Linked DNA regions of Mus musculus: region 1 is linked to region 2. Evidence: chromatin loops called from intact Hi-C (ENCODE). Cell type or tissue: heart. All regions are shown on one strand. Links, peaks and the distances in the headings refer to the core of each region. The heading gives the core; the rest is flanking DNA.

Region 1 (11,881 bases), core at 1,902-9,901, 64 kb after region 2:
TCTTCTCTAGTCTCCATTCTGTGACCAGACTTTACAGCTTCACCTTGCCCTTGGTTAGCTCAGTCTTGGAGCACAAGGTCTGCAAGGAGCATACAAGGCAAAGAGACCCTGCTCTGCCTGCCCCTTATTCCTGTCTGATCCCTCTGTTTCCCTCTGCTCTGGAAGAGACAAGTAACAAGAGCTTACTCTGTAGCTTAGGCTGATCTCAATCTCCAGATCCTCCTGCCTCAACCCGCCAATTACTGGGATTCCGGGGATGGGGGGTGGGGGGTGGGGGACGGGATGCCAGCATCCCCTGTTCATATCTAGAGTTTGAACCCTGAGTCCAGAGATAGCTTGTAACTGCTGCTTCACACTGTTCAAGCTCAGCTGCTTATTGTATTAACGCCAGTCCAAATGTGAAGAGCATCCACCCGGTGCCTTCTCACCTTCCAGCGTTCCCTCACAGAGCTTGAGAATAAAAGCATGAAGACTGGCTGGTGACAAAGGAAGGCAAAGTAAGCTGTCAGGCAACTGATGTGGGACTGGAGGCATGAGTAGGCTGAAAACCCTCCAAGAGGGCTTATGAGTAGGTCTCTAGCAGAGTTGTGGTGTGCACCGAAATTCTAAGTTAACTGAAGGAAACTGATATTTCAGTGGTATGCTATACGAATATTGTCAGGACCCACCCCTCTCCATGCTAATGCCTTCTGGAATGTGGATATCAACCCTGACATCTCTGGACACCCCCCAGGAACAGCCTGCATCACCCTGAAATGCGTGTTATCTATGGGAAACCTTAGGCCTTGTCTGAGCTGAGAGTCAGCCATGCTGACCCCACCAAAGCTTGCTGGGAATTGTCACTCAATCCAAAGGGCCCTGAACTTCAGCAGAGCCCAGGCAAGAGCCCTGCCTTCCTCCCCCAGGGCTCTTAGAGAGCCTTCTTCCCAGACCTACCAGGACAACCTAGCTGAATGCCTGCCTGCTGTCCCCTGTCTGCCATGGTCCCGTTACTCCCTCATATTGGTGTGAGACACTCCCAACATGGCATGAGACCCCCATCTGACTAGCCTGGGAGGATAGGCTGGAGTTCTGTGCACCCTCAGATCTCTGCAAGGCTCTCTCCTCCAGCAATCCTATGAGCCACCAATCTAAGCCCTTTACTAAGAAACTTTACTCTTTGCCCTTTTAAGCAACTGCCATACATTGCATCCCCTGCTCAAGACCAGAGCCAGCCATTCAGAAAAGGCAGGAGAGAGCCCATAGACAGCCATCGGTTGACTTCCCATTACCATTGTGCCTTAATTGAACTTATTTATGTGGGTCAAGACGGCCCCCATAGGCTTTCTTATTAACTGCCTCATCCACTTAGGCCTCTGAAATGGCCTTCTTGGGCAGTTTTGGATGTGATTCTCTGCTACTGCCTGGGACACAGATCCTTCTCATTGATTATGAGGAATATAAAAAAAAAAAAATAATGCTGGGCTCTGGTTGAGCATCTGGAATTGAATCCCACTTGCTCCCTAAGCATTGCCATTCAAAGCACAAAGAGGCTAAGAGCTGGATCACACTGTTGCAGGATCCAAAACAAAGCCAGAAGGAGGGATTGCTTTTCCAGTCATGGTTGGGGGTGATGCAGTGGCCTGGAGCAGTGGCTATCTGCAGAAGAAAAGCAATCTGTCTGGACTCTAAGTATAACAAGCAAAGCCAGCTGCAAACGGCTGCCAGGGTGCTGGCTGAGGAAGCAGGACTCAGGTGACTTAAACTGTTGAGCTGCTGTTAAAGGAAGCTGGCTGTGGGTACAGGCTGCTACCTGGGGAAAGGATGTTAACAGTCACTGTCTTGTTCTGGGCCCTGGGTTTGGCATCCTAGACTGGAGGGCCCTTAATGTCAGCTGCCTCATTCCTCCAGCTATCCCCACTGGGAACCTGCTCTTTACTTGCCATGTGCCCAGCACCATGTGGAGTTGGCATTGAAAATAGACTTCCACATTTAATCACAAGACAGCCTGGTGATGTCTACAGACCATGGACAGTGGTCCCAAATTAATTGGTACACATAACCAACAGCGGAAGAGGCAGACAGCTGAGAGTGGCATTTTTTAAGAAAAGAGAAATCAGTTTAAAGAGAAACCAGAAAGAAGGGAGATAGAAGGAGAAGGGGCTGATATCCCAACAGAGAGTAGCCCATACAAGGGTCCTGAGGCAGGACAAGCCTTAGTACCTTCAGAGTACAAAAAGAAAGACCTGTGACTCCAAAGTGGGTTTCTAGGCTGACAGCACCATTGGAACCCAAGAGCAGCCTAGAGGTTTGCATGGTTAGGTCTATCCTCGGCTTACTGAGTCAGACTATTCATGTGGGATCAGGGCTTTGAAGACCACCGCACTTTCTCTAATTTGCCTGAGAAGAGTTAGAGAGCCAAGGAAATCCAGCAAAGCATCAATAACAAATTTGGATTGGTGTGTGCATGTGTGTGCGCATTTGTGTGTGTGTGTGTGTGTGTGTGTGTGTGTGTGTGTGTGTGTGTGTTTGCATAAAAGTGCCAGGGATCCTCCTGTCTCTGCTTTCCTAGTGTTGAGATTGCAGGTGTGTATTACCATGTTAAGCTTCTTATATGCATCCCAGGACCCAAGATTAGGTACTGGTGTTCATATGCCAGCTACTAATACTAAGCCACCTCCTTAGCACGGTTAGTGTTACGGTGCAATTGGAAAGCACTTACCCAGTGTGATGTGGTTTCTACTTTAAAAATATTTATAGCTGCTACCTGGAGTGAAGATAGAGTGTATCACAGAAGGGAGAAGGCTGGCTGGGACTACAATCACCACCTCCCTAGCTCCCTTGACCCTCGGTGCTATATGTTGGTATGCAGTATATTTAAAATCCTTTAAGTAGGTGTATATTATACCATGAGCATATCCCCCCTCCTGCATCTCTTCTCTCCTGATTGTCTCATTTGTTCCCCTAGACACTTTCATTTTATATGTCACACATAATTTTTTTAAACAAATATACAAATATTATAAAAGTACAAAATATTAGAAGCATAAATGAGAGAAAACATGGCATCTGTCTTAATAAGATTATCTTCAGTTGCTTCCATGTTCCTATAAACGGTGTAACTTCATTCTTCTTTAGGGATGAAAATACTCCATTGTGTGTATGTACCACATTCTATATATGTACCCCCCTCTCCTTATCCCATCCCCTGCTGATGAACAGCTAGCTTGGTTCTATAACGTGAATGTCCTGCATAGTGTGCTGCAGGAAATGTTGGCATGCAGGTTTCTCTGTGCCATGTTGACCTGGATCCCAGGAGTGCTATAGCAGGGTCATGTGATAGATCTATGAGGGTTTTGTTGTTGTTGTTTTTAAAGAAATCTCTATACAATTCACATAGTGGCTAGAGTAGCTTACACTCCTGCCAGCAACGTATGATGGCTCCTTTTGCCCACCTCCCTGCCAGTCTTTGTGGTTGTCCTTTCCATGACTGCCCCTCTGACTGGGGTGAGGTAGAATCCCAGGATGTTTTGTGTTGGATTTATCTGATGGCAGGGGAGGTAGAACGTCTCCTCACATGTTTGTTTATTGGCCACTTGTATTTCATCTCTTGCACATATTTTTAAAAATATTTTTACTTTTTCCTGCATTGCTGGGGGATTCAACTCAGACTCTCGCACATGTGAGACCAAGCACTTTGCCACTGAACTGCACATCCAGCCTGGGTCAATATAGATTGACAGAAGAACCACAGTTTAGAGCATTTGGGGCTTCCCCAGCACACTCTGTGCGCTTCATTTGTAGCAACTGTCGGCATTCTGTACAGTCCCAAGAGTGATCTATGTTCCCCAGACTCTCTATGGGAGTGTTTATGAAATGCACAGCAAGCATAGGTGAAACAATTAATGGAGAGTAGCCAATAGAGAGAGGTGGTAGATAGACACTGTGATTGCTAACTGTGGGTGTCAACTTAGACACACCTGGGAAGAGGGAACTTAACCGAGAAGTTGCCTTCATCATTACTGGGCTGTGGGCATGTCTATGAGGTATTTTCTTGATATAGTGCGGTCTAGCCCACTGCAGAAGGTGTCCATCCCAAGGCAGGAGAGTCTGGACAATTTAAGAGAGTGTGAGGCAGCAAGCAGCATTATTTAGTAGTAGCGTCTGCCCCAAGTTTTCTCTTTGAGTTCCTGTCTTGCCAAACCTTGGTGATGGACCAGAACCTTTTATATAAAGCAAATATTTTCCTCCCCAAGTCGATTTTGGTGTTGATGTTACCCTAGCCACAGAAAGCAAACTAGGACAGATATCAAAACATCCTCAAATCAGGGGCCTAGAACATCCAGAAGAGATGATTGGATTAGCACAGTTGAGAAAGCAAACAAAAGGCAAAAGTTGACTGCAGAAGCATGTTTGAGACAGCCAGCTGGAGTTCTTGCTCGAGAGTCCTGGGAAGAGCAGAGCAGAGTGTTATATTAGATGAAAGCTTGCAAGTATCAGATCAGATAACAGCAAAGAGAGACACCAGTTATCATCAACCCGGTGCGCTTACAGCATCCAGCAGAAACCAGCTAGGGAAGCCGAGTCACTGGAGGAGTTTCTGAGAGCTCCTGTGGATGTGCTTCTGGCTTGCTGCTCCCACTAGAGGTGTTTCTGTATCATGGAATTAACAACAGTAACCTCAGTTAGAAGCCATTTACCTTCTCGCTGTTCTGTCTGGAGGATATACCATGATGTTTTTAACACTCTGAGCTGTGGGGTTGTTTTGTCTTATTTTGTTTTGTTTTGTCTTGTTCTCCTTTTTTAATAAGGGTATCAGCTTGTCCTAGGACAGAAAGTGTTGGAGACAAGACAAGCCTTCCTCTCTCCCAGAGTCTACTTTATCAAACAGAAATAGCATCTGATAATTTTAGCAATATGACATTCACCGCACTCAAATATTAAATGAACTGTGCAGAATGATCGATGTCCCTCATGCTCGTCTCTAACTTCTCCAAGGCAAGGATAGGTACCAAGTGCAATGCCCAGCCTCACATGGGCCACAGTGAATATACGCAGTTAAATGGACAGAGGAGTTTAACCGCAGCATCAGAGTGGGCTCTGTTGCCACCGTAGCTTACAGAAGACGAACCAGGACAAGAGTAAAAAAGTTGTCTTGAGATCTCGAGGCCGGAATCCTAACCTACTCTCTCCAGGACTCGGGTTGCCCTTCCTGTTGCATCTTGTTATCTTTGTGCTATTTTACAAAATCTGTCAGTAAGACTCCAGGGAAATGCTTGCATCAGGAGACAGTCCCTTTGTGTGTCTCACTGAGCCCATTATATCAGAAGGCCAAGAGAGTTTGGCCTGCTCAGTTGCCATGGTATTTGACCTATAGAAGGCAGACCATCCTTCCAGGCTGACTGAAGCCTGAGTATGCATATTCATGGTGGGGCTAGCCCTGGAGAGTGGGGAGGGAAGAAAGCCAAGTCGGGTAGCACTGGCTGCTGCCTGTGTCTGCACCTCAGGGTCTATGCCCCTCAAGCATGGTGCCCCGTGTGCGCGGCCACATTGCTTTCATCTCTTCCTCCCAATCAGGTGAGGATTCAGCTCTGAGGAAAAAAACAACAAAGGACTTGGGTTTCGCAGCTGGCAAGAGAAGGGTTAAAGAGCATCCACTAAAGAGCACCTGAGTACCTGTCCTGGGTACTCCTGGGGTACTCCCTTGTGCCATCTTCAGGTATAGCAGGCACCTAAAGAGCACTACTGTGAGCGAGGCGACGTGCCAGGTCTACACAGCATTTCCTTACTCCCTGAGCAGTCTCTGAGACCAGGATAATGACTGTTCACCCTGAAAAGCCTTTGTGTGGAATAACAGCAAAGCAGCCTTGATAGACAGAATCACCAAAGCTGGGGAGCAAACAGATGCCACACCCAACATCCCAGGAGGAAGGGTCTCGGATGGGACTGGACCCTGGGTCTCTGTCCCCACAGTTCACTGGCTTTGCCCCACTCCATGTTCTTCCCTTGGCTTGCTCTCCTAGGCTGGCTTAGCTGCCCCTTCCCACACTGCATTCTATTTTATATTAAATAAGATGGGGAGCTGGAAGAAAGTCCCTGACGTCCCAAAGCCAAGCCATCCCTTAGACCCAGCAAGTCTCTTTCTTTCCCCTCCCTTAAAGGACTCAGTTCTTCTCCAGTGTGTCCTTAAAGAGGGGAGACATCAGCTGACTTGTTAGCATCTTTCATTTACTTAAAAATACTTACTGAGTTTTCACTATGTACCATGCCCTATCCAAGGCTCTGGGGTTAGACAGGAAATGAGACACACTATTTTCTACTCTTGGCACCGAGGGCTACAAAATCCATGAGTAAAGTAGAGGCAAGGAGAAAAGGAAGAGGCTGGCAACACTGCATGGGGTGATGTTAAACACTGCTGAGAAACCACGAGAGAGAGAGAGAGAGAGAGAGAGAGAGAGAGAGAGAGAGAGAGAGAGAGAGAGAGGAAGTACAAGTGTGGCAGGCAACTTCCAGCTAGGTGCTCAGGAGACTCACCTTTGGGAGGGACTTGGAGGCCAGAGGGAGCCTGCTAGGAAGGCCTGAGGACAGTAAGCTAGAAGCAACAGCAAGCACAGATGTTGGGAAGTGAAAGAAGCCAGCCTGCTGAGGGTGAAAGAGGGGAGGCTAGAATGGCTGGGGAAGGCGACCCAGAAGAGGCAAAGTGTCCTCACAGAGACCCTGATTGGCTGTGGTTAGGAGTTCAAGCTCATGCTAATTCGGATACAAAGCTGAGAGACTTGTCAAGCTGGGGACAGTGACCTGAAGGATGAACTCTGGGAGGCAGGGACAAGGGACACAAAGCCCACCCCCTCCACAGTCTTGTCCTCCCAGCTCCCATCTGCAGCTGCAGGAAGTGCTGGCTTGGGGTGCAACAGGTACCTGATGAGGAGCAGAGCCTGCCACCAGTGCTGGGGCAGGGCTGTCCTGGCTAGGGAAGGACAGAGCTGTGTATGAGAAGGAATTTCACAGACCAGCTACGGACTAGTGTCCCCTCCTTGGATTAGCCAGTGCCATGGTCTCTGTGAACAAACGTTTGGCGGCGGCAGCTTGAGCGAGGGAGGATTTACTTGGGCTCATGGTGTCAGAGGTATCAGCCCATCCTGGCAGGAGAGTGTGGTGGAGCATGGCGCTTCACACCCTGGTGGCCAGGAAGCAGGGAAAAAGTGACAGGAGTGGACCAAGGATAGAGAGTATGTCCCTAAGAACCTGCCTACTAAGACTCCCTTCCTTCCACGAAATTCCACCTCCTAAAGTTTTTTTTAAACTTCTCAAACTGGACCACCATCTGGAGACCATTTAGTATACAGGCCTTTGGGGGATACTTCCTATCTAAACTATTACAATCCCAATTAGCAACCATAATGGCTTGAAGATGGTAGGTCTCAGGACTAGACCTTTGGGCATGATGTGCTTTGTAGATGCACTTGTAGTTACAGAAGATATGGAATCCTCCTTTCTAGGGCTCCCCAATGCCACCCTTCCCTTCTCTGATGCCATACCTCTACCTGGGCCCTCTTCCCGTGCTGGTTGTCCTCCCTCCGAGTCCCTCTGGCTGCCGCCTATCCCTTCTCTGGCCCCTCGGCTCCATCGGTCTCTCTCCCTATGCCAGACCAGCAGCAGGCTGTTGTGTGCCAGCACCTGTGTGCTAGGCATTCTTCTCACACGGGTCCCCAAGCCCAGCCAGACAGGAGCATCTGGGAGGCGGCAACTCCCTTGGCTGAGGGACTTGCAGTGGCCTTTTGGATAGGTGCCCAGAGCTGACAACCAGAGTGGCTCATGCCCTGTTCTGTCACCACCCAGAGACACAGCGTAGGCAGCAGACATGGCTGGGTACCAGCCGGCTGACACTGCTCCCCCCTCCCTGGGGACCCATGCCCCTCATGTCTGAAAACGTTTAGGTGGGGGTCATCTGCAAAAGACTCGGCAGCTTATTCGGGAACAGGCCATGGCTCCCTGGCTCCTGCCGACCAAAGTGGTAGGATTTGAGCATCTCTGTGCCGTGGGGCTAAGTCCGTTTCTCTGGGAGCCACTCCTTGTATCTGAAGAACTTCATTACAATAGCATTTTACCAGCCCAGCGTGTGACCTACAGTGTGTGTCCTCCCCCAAAAAGTAGTTACTAGAAAAATCATCATTTAAAAATGTCCTTGGGGCCAGCAAGATGTCTCATCGGATACAGGCACTTGCTGCCAAGCCTAAGGACCTGAGTTTGATTCCTGGAACCCACATGGTTTAAGGAGACTGCAAGCTCCTGCAAGTTGACCCTTGACTTCGATGGGCACACAGTGGCATATGCATAACCCTCTCACACACATTTAAAAAAAAGAAGAAGAAGAAGTAGTGGGCTGGGGATGGTGGTGCATGCCTTTAATCCCAGCACTCAGGAGGCAGAGATAGACAGATCCCTGGGAGTTCAGGGCCACCCTGATCTACAGAGTGAGTTCCAGGACAGATAGGGCAGTTATGCAGAGAAACCCTGTCTTGGGAGAAAAAGAAAAAAGAAAAAAAGAAAAGAAAACAGGAGGAAAAGTGACTTTTTAAAATGTCCTTAGTACGGAGGGACATGCCATATAAATGAATACCTTGTTTGGCCCTCAGAGAAAATCCCCTTATGTAGCAAGTGAGTTCCTGTCCTTTTCTTATTTTTCCCTAAGGGACAGAGAGAGTGGAGAATTATAGCACACTGAAGACAGGTTTCAGACTCTCAGGCCCTTGGCCCTTAGCCTTCAATTCAGGCCTGACCTATCAGGGGGCAGCGATTAACACAGAGGCAGAACACAGGTGCCATGGCTGCAGTTCGTAACCAGCATCTACCCATGTGCTGGTCTCCTTAGTGGAAAGCTGTTGTCAACTGTGAGGCTAAGTGAATTCCACAGAAACCTTGAAATTTACCCACTAGCGCTCAGCATCCCTAGGAGAGTCCCTCCTCAGACCCACACAAGGCTCAGCCCTGCCCACATCCCCTCTCAGCAGCCTTTGTCAGCACACCTCCAGGAGGGCTTTCCAGTGTCGTGGCTGTTTCATTACAGCCTCTGGGAAAGATGAACTGAAGTTAGTGTCTCTGCACATGGCAAAGGGAAGGTCTGAGGGTCACATTCCACTTACAACGATAAGCTTCTACCTGCCACTGAATGTATTAATAATAATAACAGCAACGACAGTGGCAGCCTTGACCTAAGGGAGGAAAAAAACATTTCAGAGGAGCTAACTTTTCCCAAGTCTCCGAGATTACAAACCATAAGGTTGGAATAATGAAGTCAATAGGCTTTCTGAAATACATTCTGTATTTTACAGACACCGTTCTGGTCAGCCCGACTCATTTAGATTCATGAGTTTCCACAGCGGAGATGATGACCCAAGAATATATTGGTTATTTTCCTGCTGCTGTGATAAAACACAATGAGCACGGTAACTCATAGAGGAAAGTTTATTTGGGCTTACAGTTCTAGTGGGCTAGGAGAATCCATACCATTGAAGAGGGGTGGGGGCGTCTGGGGCAGACAGCTGGCTTGCGGCTGGTCTCTCATCTTTAACCACAAGCACAAACCTTAGAGCGTGAACTAGGAATGACTGAGAGTTTTTAAACTCTCAAAGCCCCCACCAAATGGCATACTTTCTCCAGCAAGGCCACACCTCCTAAACCTATCCAAACACCACCAACATCTGGGGAGCAGGATGCAAAGAGGGACACATTTAACTCAGCCACAAATGGGTTGAATCCAACATCTAAAAAAAAAAAAAAAAAAAAGGTCAAAATGATGTGGGATGTAATCAAAAAGCAAATCTCACAGAGCGTTCTGAGAAGCAAGAAGAAGAAATGGTACCCCTTCCTAGGACCCGAGTCTGAGCACAGGTGTGAGTACTAATTAGAGAGAAAAAAAACAATTAATTTAAAAAATTATATATGGGTGTGTGTGTGCAAGATCCCTGAGGAGGTCAGAAGAGGGTATTGGGTCCCCTGGAGCTGAGATGGTTATGAGTTCCCCCCTGTGGGTGCTGAAACCCAAATTGAGTCTTCCATAAGAGCAGTGAGCTCCATCCACTGCTGAGCCATCTCTCCAGCCCCTAGCTTTTGATTATTTATTTTTTTAAAGTCTTACACTGGGAGGCATGGACAATGGTTTGAAAGCCACTGTGCTAATTTATGGTTCTCAGATCCAAATGTGCATCCGAGATACCCACAAAGCCTGTGGGCTGACCATCCCCGGAGCCCCTGTAGAATGTTAGTTATGTTCTCATTGCTGTGGACAAAAACCTGACAGAAACATTTAAAGGGGGGGGGTTCATTTTTTTTCCCCTCACAGCTTCAGAAGTCCATCCATGCTTCACCCATGCCTAGGCAGACCGTTGTGCTGGGGGGAAAAAGCAATAAAGTAGGAAAGTCTCCTTTCTGGCAGAGGTTGGGGGCGGGGGAGGGAGAGGCACAGAAGCAGAGCCCGCTGGTATAACCTTCAAAGACATACCCCTAGGGAACTACTTCTTCCAGCCAAGCCCTACCTCCAAAAGTTTGCTCAACATTCCAACACAGTGCCACCAGCTAGAGACCAAGCATGGCCCAAGCATGAGCCTGTGGCGGACAGACACTTTGTGCTCAAACTATAACAGTCATTCTGCACAGGGCCCACAAGGACTTAGGTGATACGAATGCCACCAGTCCCAGACCACCGCATGACAAACCGCTGGGCTGTTTTCCCTGCCTCATCTCAGATGAGACTGAGATTCCGAAAGGGAGACACTGATCACACTCCACAGCTGCTACGACTGAGCTAGGAGGCAGGCCCAATCTGTCTGACTCCAAAACTCCAAACCTCCCTGTGCTTTCTTTGGTGTCTGGAATAATCTGTCTCTAATGAGTGCATCTGGCAACCATTCCTCACTGTGTATTTTGTGTTTAAAAAAAAATTTTATTTATTTATTTTTGCATTTTGTCTTAAAATCACATTCAGACTGAGATAAGAACAATTGGTACTTACGAGCCAAAGCCCCTTATTTTGATAATACACTAACACCCAGGATGCTGAGTGAGCTGCAGATTAGGACCACATCTGAGCTATGTGGGCTAGAGGAGGAACCAGGCAGACGCCTCCTTCCATCCCGTGGCTTCTTCATTCTCCTCCCCACAGATGTCCCCATGCTTGGCTCTCAGCTGGACTCTTGTTACATGTTTGACTCAATTTCTGGAGGACACAGGGCTGGGAGAGAGCCCAGTATCTGGGAAAACATCTGTTCTGCCCCTAGAAGGGTGGCAGTAGAATAGAGGCTTCCTAAACTGGGACACTGAGGACAGAAGAGCAGTGCTTCGGGACAGACAGACACGGGATACATCCTGGGTCCAGGTCCACTGTTCTGTGATCCAAAACCTTATCCAACTTTCTCAAGTCGAGAATGTCATCTTTTGTTTGTTTGTTTGTTTGTTTGTTTACATTTATTTGTTTGTTTATGTGTGCATGTATGAATACAACTTGCAAGAACTGGTTTTCTCCTTTCACCATGTGGTTTCCAGGTACTGAGCTCAGGTCTTCAGGCTTGCCAAGGAGTGCCTCTACTCACTGAGCCATCTCGCCAGCCCAAATGCCGTCTTTCATAGAAGACTCAAAGTACCTATAATCTCGTAGGAGTTTTCTGAGGATTTGGTGATACATGCAAAACACTCGGTACTCAGTGTCGTAGGAATTATGCCATGCATCCATCCACTCACAGTCTTTACTAAGTACTGTGGTGTTTTGGATGCCACACTATGCACACAGCTCACGGCTGACTGCTCCACTGGGATACCTTGTGCAGCTCTCAGCCTATGCCTGGAACAGACACAAAGAGTTGATCATTGTGCCTTTCTGCACCAAGCTCATTATGTTGTGTTAGCA
Region 2 (11,881 bases), core at 1,783-9,782:
TGATTGAGGCAGTTCAGGGTTTTTTTTTTTTTTTTTTTTTTTTTTCTCTAAGCATTGTCTGTTCTGGAATAGTATCTGGGAATCCAGGTTCTTTTCAGACTATTGAGACACCAGGAAGTCAAAAATAACAAGTCTAATTTTCTTTGGCAGACACCAGGCATCTCTCCTTGCTGGAGCTCCAACTAGTCTGAAAAACTTCCAGGTGAATCTACAGAACCAAGTGGCTTTTATTCCTAAGACCACGAGCAGGCTTCTGGGTTTGTGTCCCTGCACTGGGTACCTCCGAGGCATAAGATTTCCATAATAATGAACAGTTGAGGGTTGCGGAAGATAGAAGCAGCAGATGTGTTGGATTTGGGAGGAGCATCAGCCTTCAGGTTATGCCCAATGGCTCATACCCTTCCATGATTTCATAGCCATCGATCTCCCCTCTCCCCAACTTGTTCTCTGATTGGCCTGCCGCCCACAACCCATAATTGCTCCAAGTCACCTCTTGACCTTTCCCTTGCTGAGCCTGATTAATAACACACTGGACACATTTCCTTGTTGCATCAAAATCCAATTTGGCCCAAACGGGTGAAAGAATGGGTAATGAGGACCACATAAGATCTTTATGCTGGATAAGTCCTTCCTCTAGCTGGCCTGGGGAGATGGAGGTGGGAGAAAAGGCCATGATGTAACCTTTGTTCAGCAAGTTTCCCTCCAGCTCCACAGCAGAGTCTGATTCTAATGACCTGTAGTCAGTTACCGTGCAGGTGAGAGCGTCACCCAATGCCTGGAGACTAAGCAGTAAGAATCCCATTGTGTGTGGCTTTTCTGGTAAGTGTTTGCCCAGACAAAGGTTTACGCTAAATATTTTGGATCATAATTATGGTGTAAGGTTGGGATATTTAGGAAGGAAAAGAGGAGAGAAAAATGGAAGGAAGGAAGGAAGGGAGGGAGGGAGGGAGGGAGGGAGGGAGGGAGGGAGGGAGGAAGGAAGGAAGGAAGGAAGGAAGGAAGGAAGGAAGGAAGGAAGGAAGGAAGGAAGGAAGGAAGGGCAGAAAGGCAAGGAGGAAAGAGACTAGTTGTCTCTTTTCTGTTTGTGTCCTAAAATGGTTTGGACATATGCAAAACAAGAACTGGACAGATAAGCTTGGAGTTGCCCAACCACAGAGAACATGGTGCCTATGTTTGGTGGCTCCTTGTTGTACAGAGATTCCTTTGTAGTTGCTCCGAGGGTCGGCTTTGCTGGCAGTCCACACACCAGGAGGTACAGCTGATGAGCTTGTGCAACAGTCACCGGGCAGGCTGTCCTTGGGGTCTTGGGAGGCCTCCATGATGTCCTGGGAAATGTGTGTTTCCTTGGCTGGTTTCTCCGAGTTGCCCTTCACCTCATACTTACATCATGCGAGGCTGAGGATCCTTTGAGACCTTTTAGTACAGGCTCTCACTTTACAGGAAAGAAAACTAGGAGTTTCAGATAGCAAGGGGTTTGATCCACGACACAGAGCAAGTTGGCCTCTGTCATCTTTGCTATTATTAGAAAATAATTTCAGGAAAAGAGAATTATAGTAACAAACTTCATCAATTATTTATTGTGTACCAGGACCTGTGTGATATAGGTTATGCCATGTCATCAACAGAAAAAAACCCAACAGGTTAGCACGGGTTTTTATCTCCATCTCCTCGGGGAGATAATGCAGTTCTGAGATAAAAACTGGGGTGTAGTAAATAATATTAAAAATCCAGGCACGGGGTTTCTTTCCCGCCTTGGACCATTTATGTTCCCGGATGAAAGACACACAGCCTTTATATTTTTAAATATGCCTCAGGCAGCACAATAGCTGGGCAACTGCCTACCCTCCATGCTGTTAGAATCACCCTTCTTATCGACAAACCAAGTTATTACTATGTTTCATCTGGGCTGCTCTTAGCTCCAATTGGCCAGCACACATGGCCACATTTTTTTAATGACTCAGCTAACCCGTGGTGGCTCTCCTTTCTCCTCTCCTGCAAGTTCTTTTTCTATTCCATGGAGGTTTTTCTCTGCCTCTCCCAAGCCCCCCAAACCTTAACCCCACCTATGTCTCTTCTGCCCAACTATTAGCTGTCAGCTTCTTTATTCACTAATAAGAATTCACCAATCAGGGTCCCAGGGGCTAAGTGCAGACTCCAGGTCTTGGGGACCTGCACTTAGCATTACCATAGACAGTAAGAGACAAAAACTTCAAAACTGGGGGAATTCAGCCTTTGAAGTCCCCATTTGGAGTTTCTACAGTCTCCCAGTTCTAGACTGATTCTAGTCCCCCCTCTTTGATTTTCAGATGGGGACACCTGGTGTCCCCAAAGAAGAGCAGTTTGTTCAAGGTCACTGTAATCAAATGATCTTTGAACAATATTATTATTGCTACTGAATTCTAAGCATGAATTACATGGCAGGGGGTGGGCTACATACTTTGTATCACCTTGTTACATTGTTACCATGATACCAGGTGGAGGTGGGCACTACGAGAAGAGGCAGCAGAGGGGCGGGGAGGTGAAGAGTGAGTACTCCTTCTTCTCCTCCTCCTCTTCCTCCTCCTCGTCCTCCTCCTCCTCCTCTTCCTCTCCCTCCTCCTCTTCCCTGCTCAGGACTAATATTTTTTAGAATATTTTTTATTAGATATTTTCTTTATTTACATTTCAAATGCTATCCCGAAAATTCCCTACACCCTCCCCCTGCCCTGCTCCCCTACCCACTCACATCCACTTCTTGCCCCTGTACTGGGGCATATAAAGTTTGCAAGACCAAGGGGCCTCTCTTCCCAATGATGGCCAACTAGGCCATCTTCTGCTACATATGCAGATAGAGACACAAGCTCTGGGGGTACTGGTTAGTTCATATTGTTGTTCCACCTATAGGGTTGCAGACCCCTTCAGCTCCTTGGGTACTTTCTCTAGCTCCTCCACTGGGGGCCCTGTGTTCCATCCTATAGATGACTGTGAGCATCCACTTCTGTGTTTGCCAGGAACTGGCATAGCCTCACTCGAGATCCTGCTCAGGACTTATGATTTGAGCAGAAGCCACCCAGTTCTCAAATTTGATTTGCCTGATTCTGCTTAGAAGATTCAGGCATACATGTTCCCATGTCTTTAATCCTTATACCAGAAGTGTTTCCTGCATTCTTAGATTCTTCCATCACTCCTGGTGCCTTGGTTTTATTGCTGGCATCCCTGTTCCTGCCCCAGCATCTTTGGAAGTAGATGCCTCCCTGGGCTGAAAACTGCTGAGTGGGTGGGTATTCTTCTGTTTCCTTCCACTAGGTCCCTTTATCCTTCAGGTCTGAGAGCTTTCTCCATTGCTCCCTCCACTTGGCACTGGGAATCCACATTTGTTGTGAGTTAGATGACCGCTTGGTTTGCACTTTCTTTAGATGTGGTTATTAAGTGGTTGTCAGCAAGGCCTCTTTCCTGGCTAGCTCAGGAGGACAACAGAGCCAGGCTGGGGATGCTCCCTCCAGATGCCTGTGCAGGGGAGCACTGAGGCACCCACACTAAGTCCTTAGCCATCCATGCTCAAGGGGGGCACATGCAGAGAGCACTGGCTTCATACAGGCAGGCTCACTCTGGCTTTAAAACTCTGCCCCCTATGCAGGAGACAGGAGAGAAACAGGACCAGAGAGGGTGTAGTGAAAACTACGGCTGAAAAACAGCCATGGAGGCTGGGGAGACAGATTAGTGGGGAAAGCACTTACAACACAAGTGTGAGAAGTAGAACCTACTTAAATGCCAGCCATCACACAGGCAGGCAGAGACAGATCCCTGGGCTCAGCTGGCCAACTAGTCATAGTCAGTCTTGGCAAGTTCTGGGCTCAGCAAGTGCCAAGCCTTGGTAAAGTAAAAGCAATCAAAGAAGACCCCTTAATGCCAACTTTGCACACACATATATTGACTCCCACATATGAGAAAACAGACACACACACACACACACACACACACACACACACACACACACATACACACACTGGCCACAGGGATCAGGTTCCAAGGATCCAGTCCCCATCAATACAACATGCCGATCATTCTGAAGCAAATGGCTGTCATGGCTGCAGGGATTTCCAGAAAGAAAGTTAATTTTGACCTTACCCAGTTTTATCCAAGTAGAGGGAATGTTGCTTCTTTCTCCAGCCAGCTATCACTTCTCCTTATTCTAAATCCTTCAGGATTTACTGCTCCCTGAGGGCCCAGATAGCCAAATGCTATTCCTCCCTGGGGAAATCTTGGTCTTCCATAGATATATTCACATTGTTTCCTCAGAAACAGACTTCCCTCCGTGCAAGTTCACATGCTCACCTCATCTCTGCACGTGTTCACATGCTTCCCCCAATCTCTGCGCATGTTCACAAGCTCCCCACCATCTCTGCACATGCTCATATGCTCTCCCTCACTCCTATAGTGACAGTTTCTCCTTTGTGGTCTCTGAGGATGACCTTTTTCATCGATGGCCATCTAGGCTCAGGCCATAGTCCTGCCTTTAGTCTTTGAATGTGATTTTGTCTCTTGGTTTTTTTTTTGCCTTATACCTTTCTCAAAGAGCCCCAAATGAGAGATTGTGGGTGTGCCATTCACCCAGATATCCAAACTCATACACTACCTGGATGTCTAAAAGGCCACACCAACCCTCTTACTGCTCCTTGAGGCTGCCATCTGTTCCCTGTGATGGTCTTTGCCTTCACTTGGGAAGGCTTCTCATGACAGTCGTATTCTTCACCCATGCCTCCTCCTTAGATGTCTGCCATCTGTGTCACCTAAGCCAGCCCCTGTGCAGGACCCTGCCTCCTACATGTAGTCTAGCCCTTTATCTTGTTCTTTCTTGTTTTGGGCCACATCACTTGTCCTGCCTGAGATGACATTGTAGGGTTACGGACATACATACAATGATTCTACTTCCCGGTGTTACAGACTGGGAAACAGGCAAGTCATAGCATGAAAACTGGTAAAATGTTGGTAGAACGTGTTGGTATTTTCCCTCCTATTATAAAACCTTCCTTCCAGAAATGGCCATTAAACTTGGTTTTCAAGTCTTTCTATATTGAGGAACATGGCTCTGGCCTCAGTCAGTCCACATGTGCTGCTCCCTCAGCCTCTCCTGCCTGCTCAGGGATCCATTTGAGGTCTCTGTATCAACTTCTGGGTGCTGTGGCTTGGATGGGCCCGACTACAAGCACAGAAGTACACTAGAGCCTCTTGCCTTCACCCTCACAGGTGTCCAGATCTTGTAACATTTCTAATAAAACACTAAACAACCTCCAGAGGTCTCAGCCAAAGAACTCCATGCTGTTATCGCTTGGTACTCTGATAACTTTTTCATTTTCTATCTTCCGGTGCAGGTGTGTGTGTGTGTATACCATCATTTTATTACTTCTCTTCACAAGATCCTTTTATTAAAAACACAAATATCACTATAAATATCTTGGTAGGGCAGTAGAAAGGGATTTTGAAAGCGACTAGGCAAAATGATAGACTATCTATAGATGTAGGCTGCAGCTCAGACAAATGACTACAATATCACAAGAGCCTTTTTTCTTCAAGGCAGATTTCATTTTCTCACTTCCAGATGGGTTGGCGCAGCCCCGGTGCATGCTGGTTTAAACTGAGCCATGTCACAGGGGGAACGGCAAGGTTAGAGAGACTATTAGAACATGGCTGTGTAGCCCAGGCTAGCTTTGAATTTGTGATCCTCCTGCCTTAGCCTCCTGAGTATGGGATTATAGGCACTTGCCATTACTCTTAGATAATGAGACACTTTAAAGAAAAACATCGTATTTAGTATAAATTTGTTAGTTAGCTGTTTCCTCCTCAGAAATTTTCTTTTCTTTTTCTCTTTGAGAATGTGAAATGCCTTTTGTTTGAGAATTTCATGTGTGTGTGTGTGTGTGTGTGTGTCTGTGTGTGTGTGTGTGTGTGTGTGTGCTAGAGCTCTGACCAAATCTACCCATCCCCTCTGTATGTAGGCTTAGACTGTTCAATACCTACTTTAATTCGAGTTTCTTAACACTCCAGAGTCCCTTCTAGCCCACCTACCAGAGGTAGGGGAAAAGAAAGGTTGCTAGGAAACCGGGGTTGTTGACCTGTTTAGAAGTAGTTCTATGCGAAGATCCCAATCTTCGTTGTCAGGATAGCAGCAGTGCAGTCCAAAACATCAAACACGAATCAGTAGCAGCAGTGCAGTCTAATTGGCAAACACCAAACACGAATCGGTAGCAGATGCTCGATCCGGAGGAAAGCACAAGGCTCCACTGAAGTGGCAAGAAGCAGCCAGAAGATGAGAAGTTTTTTGTCAAGTTGCTCTCTACAAAGTTACGACAAGCAGAGATCACAGTGCAATGTTAACCAATGCAAGAGCCTCACCACTCTGTGGGATCATATTTAGAGCCTTTCTAAACATCACGCTTCCTTCCTGTTAAAGCGGGGTTGCCATCGGGGTTTCTGTGCTTGCTTATATAGCACCATGGCTAAAAAATACACATGACATACCTCTCCATATTTGGCAACATACAAAGTACAGTCACATTGACCATCACATTCAACGTCCTGAGAACTCTGAGACAGATACCCTAGACACCTGCAACAGACAACAACAAAGCTCAAAGGGAGCATGTTACCCAGCCCTTATGAGACTAGGACCAGAGCACTGGCACTTGCACCCAAGTTCCCCCACATCAAACCAGTCCTACACTATGGTATTGTTTCTTAAGGAGACAGGTCTGTTCATTAATTTTACTGGCCGTTTATCTACCCATCCACCCATCTACTTACCCACCCCATCATCCACTTAAAACTCTCTGTTGAGAATTTACTATATTCCAGACACTGTCTAGAGCTTCTAGTTTGGCAAGGAAGAAAGTAAATAAGTGGATACTTTGGATGACTTGTGACAAGTGCTGGTGTGTCAGCATTCATGGGGCCAGCTGGAAGAGGGAGCACGCTCCCCGTGAGGGTGGCTGGAATGGTCAGGTCTCACCACAGCCTGGTGCCTTGGCACCAGTTTCTCTTTCTCTTGGTCTTTGCCTAGGATATCCACTACTCACCTCCACCCTGTCTCCATTTCTGTTCTTTTGTCTCTCAGACTGATACAGAGTCCTGCTCCGCTCCCTCAGAGCCTTGGTCTGTAACATTGTTGCCCCTGCTACGGGGCTTGGTTATTTGCAAAACTGATTCATCTCTGAGCCATGGGTTCCTGGGGAGAGGCATTGTAGCACATAGCACCAAGCGTGGCATAATGCAGGCAAATGGATGAAGGTTCGTGGACTTGACTGGATCTAGAATACTCAGAGTCAATTGCTTTCTTGTCTGTTAACCAGATTTTGCTTGGAAAGGTAAAAGAGTATGCTAAAAGGACAGGACAGGCCCCTGTTCCCAGAATTTTATTTCATTTCTTTTTCCTCTCTTCATCTTCATCTTTCTTTCCTCATCTTCCTCCTTCTTCATCTTCTTGCTTTTTTTTTTTTTTTTTTTTCTGACAAGCAGAAGGGGCCTGGGTGCTGATGTAGAGAAACGGGAGCTGGGGTGGACTGGCCCCACTCCACAAGAGTGATGGGGAGTGCTTGACAGTTTATTTGGGTCTCAGCCTTTTGAATGGATTAAGGGGAGAGGCAAGGCTGGGAGACCCTGGCAGGTGGAAGATCAGAGCAGGCAGCATTTGACAAGGTGGAGCTGTCTGGGGCTTGAGCAAACAGCTCCTCTCTGGAGAGAGGAATCAGGCTTCACTGAGCATGTATGAGACAAGCTCCACGAGATGCGGGCCTGGAAGTGATCACATCTTTGCTGGGACCGCAAACACATCTTCCCCGGTGGCTCAGCAGCACAGCCCCTCCTCCTTGTGCCACTTATCTTTTGCTATCCACGTTGCAGTGAACTCTTTCTGACCAACAGAAAACAGAGGCTTTGGGGAGTGAGGTGCCTACCCCGTTCTCATTACTAGTCCTTCCTCACTGCATTCCTGAAACTCTTTAGGGCTCTTTGTTTCCTCAGCTCTGAGTCTGTTCCTTGGCAATGTGTCCCAAGCTAAATGGAACCATCCCAATGCATTCTCTCATTCTGCTGCTCACCAAAGCCCCATGTGAGGCACCTTATCAGTTCCCTAGCAGACTCAAGGAGGCTGAGCCCTGTGCACGCCCTGGATCACTGATAGGCGTGCTGGCAGAATCATTTTAATGAAACCCAGAGCCTCCACTTTTTGCAATTGTAGGACTAATGATCAAGTTCTCATTGGGATGGCTTTGGGATGGCAGGTGAGGAGCCCACATCCCGCTTATGCCTTCTATGGCTGTGTACAGAGCCCAGCCATACTACACCCGCATAGCTGTTGACTGTGCTTCCACATTATTTCCTTGTCCACCAGCACTGAGCATCTATCTAATACCCCCTCCTCCCATCCCCTGCCAGGTCACTAATAAGCTATCCCCAAAGTAGACTGAAGAAAGATTGCCAGTAGCTTTCATGTCTATACTTAATAAAGTTATATAATTAACATTGTGTATTACTTTCTAGGATCCTTTAGAAAGAAAAAAAGTATCCATTTTTCTAAACATTTCCACTCCCTACAGTCTCTGTGCTGTTTGCAGTTAGCCACGTGAATGAAATCTTTTATGCAAATGAATAACAACAGGCACCTTCTCTTCTTTCTGGCAACATCTGAGATTTGAACACAGCATGGCGAGGTGGATATCTGTCAAGCTCGTGAGGTGGGTTTCTCTCTGTATTGGATTTCCATAGGCTACAGCTGATCCTTGTGGATGTGCCTGTTTGTGTCCTGAAGATCTGGAAGGCACTGGCTAGGAGAAGTCACTGGTCCGGGAACTTCACAGCATGCCAGAGCTAGCTCCGGATTCTCCCTGTCCTGTAATCTCATGGCTGCCAGAGAGTGTGTGCTTCTGAGTAGCCTACCATGAGAGGAGGACTATGCAGAAAGGCAAATCTCCCATTTTTTGGGGAGCCCAAAGCAGGAGAGCAGGGTGCAGCAAGACATTCAATTACCTGGCAAAGCCCTGGTGTCCAGGGCACTCTGAGGCATTATGAGTCCTGTGACAGTGTGCTCACGGGAGAACATGGACTCAGGGTGGTGGAAGCAGGGGCTTAGTACTCTGCATACATTATACATACAAACTCAGTCTTCTACCGACTCTCCCCATCTTTGTGCAATGTTAGGTGTCCTTAGCATGACGAAGTCCTATAGGGTGGTCATTCTTCCCTCCTTGCCCAGGACCAAGAGGATTCTGGGGACGCAAGACTCTCACTGCTGAGACTGGGGAGGTCTGTATAGACATGGGACTCTCACTGCTGAGACTGGAGAGGTCTGTGTAGACACAGGACTCTCATTGCTGAGATTGGGGAAATCTGTGTAGAGATGGAATTCTCATTGCTGAGACTGGGGAGGTCTGTGTAGACATGGGACTCTCATTGCTGAGATTAGGGAGGGCTGTGTAGACATGGGACTCTCACTGCTGAGACTGGGGAGGGCTGTGTAGACATGGGACTTTCATTGCTGAGAATGGGGAGGGCTGTGTAGACATGGGACTCTCACTGCTGAGACTGGGGAGGGCTGTGTAGACATGGGACTTTCATTGCTGAGAATGGGGAGGGCTGTGTAGACATGGGACTCTCACTGCTGAGACTGGGGAGGTCTGTGTAGACATGGGACTCTCATTGCTGAGATTAGAGAGGGCTGTGTAGACATGGGACTCTCACTGCTGAGACTGGGGAGGTGTGTGTATACTGGCCTCAGCTGTTCAGCTCAGGTCAGGGACATGACCCAACCCTCTGCAGCCCATCTCCTGCTTCCCACCTTGAACAATACCTCTAGACTCATGGTGGTGGCAGAAAGTCCCTGCTATCACTCACCCCTCTGTTCTCTGTGGTCTAGAAGCCCACCCTGATTCCTGGTTGTTATGGATGAATCCCTGCATTCCTTAAGGTTTATCATAGCCTCACCCCTCCCAGGAAGTCATTGCTCACTTCCTAGTAGGGCAGCATCTCTCCTTTGTGCTTAACCATTGTACTTACCGGTCCCCTCGTGGGTCAGTGATTACTATACACTCCCTGCCCCCTCCCAACCTGTTTCTGAGTCTGTCTTGTTTCTTTCTCCCACTGGACGGGATGCGTTGTGAAGGCAGGCGCATGTTTTTTCACACTTTGCTTTCCCAGAACAGTGGGTAGATAATGCCATGCAGTCAACATTTACAGATTTAATTATATAAATATTTCAGTTAGTGAGCAGATGGAAGTGTAGATGAGAAACTACAGGAGGGGTGCTGGTGGCTCTGAAAACTCGTGTGTGCCTATGGTTGAAAGGCCAGAATGGAGTGTAGTTCTTGAGATTGGGAGACCAGAGGTCTTTCCTGAGACAAGGCAGGGAGAGTCACTTCTCCGTGCTCTGAAATGCCCTGTTCAGGGATGGTGGGGTTGGAAGTGAGAAAAACACAAAGGGAGAGGAATTAGCAGGCCAAGGCTTGGTAGACACTGGAGTCTGGGGATGTGGGGTCAGGAGAGGTGTGGGCCACACGAACCATTCTGGGAGTGGGGAAAGAACCAAGTATAACATGAAGGTAATGTATCCTGTTGGCTTTGGTGCCAAGAGACACTTGGAACTCAGTCATTTAAATAAGGGCTGGAACTGGGGAAAGGAAGGCAGAGGATGCAAAAAGGTGACCAGGACCCAGAACTCAGGAGGCACTTTTCAGAGATGCCCTTCCTGGGTTGCTCAGGGCAGAACAGGATGGGACAGCAATAGGTAAGACCTAAAGATACAAGGTCCCTGTGGGCAATGCATGTGGGTCAGAGCTGCCTGAGCCCTAGGAGGGGCACAGCTGGAAAGAGAAATACCCGGGCCATCTTCCCAGGGCCACCTTATGCGGCCTCTGTGGACGGACTATCCTGAAAGGCAGCTGGGAAAGGCAGTGCCTTTTGATCTGTTTTGAATGGAGCCTGAGGGGGAAGGGCATGGTGACCTCGGGAGTGAGTAATGTGCATGCAACGCCATGTCCCGCGCACAATGGGTAGGGGGTGGGTGTGCATGGGAGACCCCGCAGCTCATAGAACTCCTTCTCTCTTGGTCCACACCGAATGAGAGGCTGGGATTGTCACAGTGACCTTCGGTGGCGGTAGCCCAGGGTGAGGCCGACCTTGATGAATTGAACGCTGGGGGAAGCTAGCAGCTCAGCTGCTCCAAGCAGCCCCCCTCCAGCCAGATGCTTGGCTTTCCTTAACAACAGCCTTTTGGAGAGAATGATCTCTCGCTTTTCATGGGGGCAGAAACTGGCCTCAGGAAGCCAAATGGCTTCAAAGCAGTGAGCACAATGCCCTGGCCCAGCATTCCACGAACAGCAGTCGAAGCAGACCAGGTAGAAAGCCAGCTGTGACACGGCTGCCACAGTCAGCTTTATTTTACAGAAGAGGGAATTAAAGCAGATACGTTCAATCGCTTGCCCACAGTCACATAACTGGCAAGCAGTGACGGCAGTGCATTAAGGTAGTTTGGCACTTGTATTTGAGCGCCTAACTATTCACCATGCCACCCCATGAATGGTGAAAACTCAGCCGCAGTTAGTGGCTTTTACTCTTGTTGGCAAAGATGTACAGCTTGTGGCATTAATGCTGGTGCCGAGTACAGGAGGCTGGCCCTGAGGTACCTGGGTTGGGCCTTTGCATTAAGCTCAGAGATGGTTCGTGGGTCTATCCAGTTACCCAAGGCTTAGAAAGCCCTTTTATCTTCCACCCTGTCATAGACAGTGCTACATTGGCCACCCAGGCTGTTCCTTGGGCTCCCAGCACCCGATTCTTCCCTATCTCCTGTGTATCCAGTCCAGTGGCAGTGATACATTCCAGCCAATGGACTTTGAGTTAAAGAAAAACTGGAAAG

What was found. Peaks named below come from ENCODE experiments on the same cell type or tissue, not always from the same donor. Only the 100,000 strongest peaks of a DNase experiment are listed, where the experiment ranks them.
Region 1: it touches region 2 in a loop (4-fold over the local background); 2 of 42 quality-filtered maps call a loop at or near these places.

Annotation. Positions count from the first base shown.
Region 1 is chr7:49,047,704-49,059,584 of GRCm38, forward strand. It overlaps Gm32849 (a long non-coding RNA gene), which reads left to right. Exons shown (of 2, transcript XR_391458.3): 1 at 1-11,881. It also overlaps a transcript of Nav2 not described here. Among named protein-coding and RNA genes, the nearest start is that of Gm32849, 12 kb to the left of the region's middle. In heart, for the core only: no CTCF peak of the experiment used is centred there; a DNase peak (open chromatin) is centred at 7,758; H3K27ac peaks cover 691 bases.
Region 2 is chr7:48,984,305-48,996,185 of GRCm38, forward strand. It overlaps a transcript of Nav2 not described here. Among named protein-coding and RNA genes, the nearest start is that of Gm32849, 51 kb to the right of the region's middle. In heart, for the core only: no CTCF peak of the experiment used is centred there; no DNase peak of the experiment used is centred there; H3K27ac peaks cover 1,702 bases.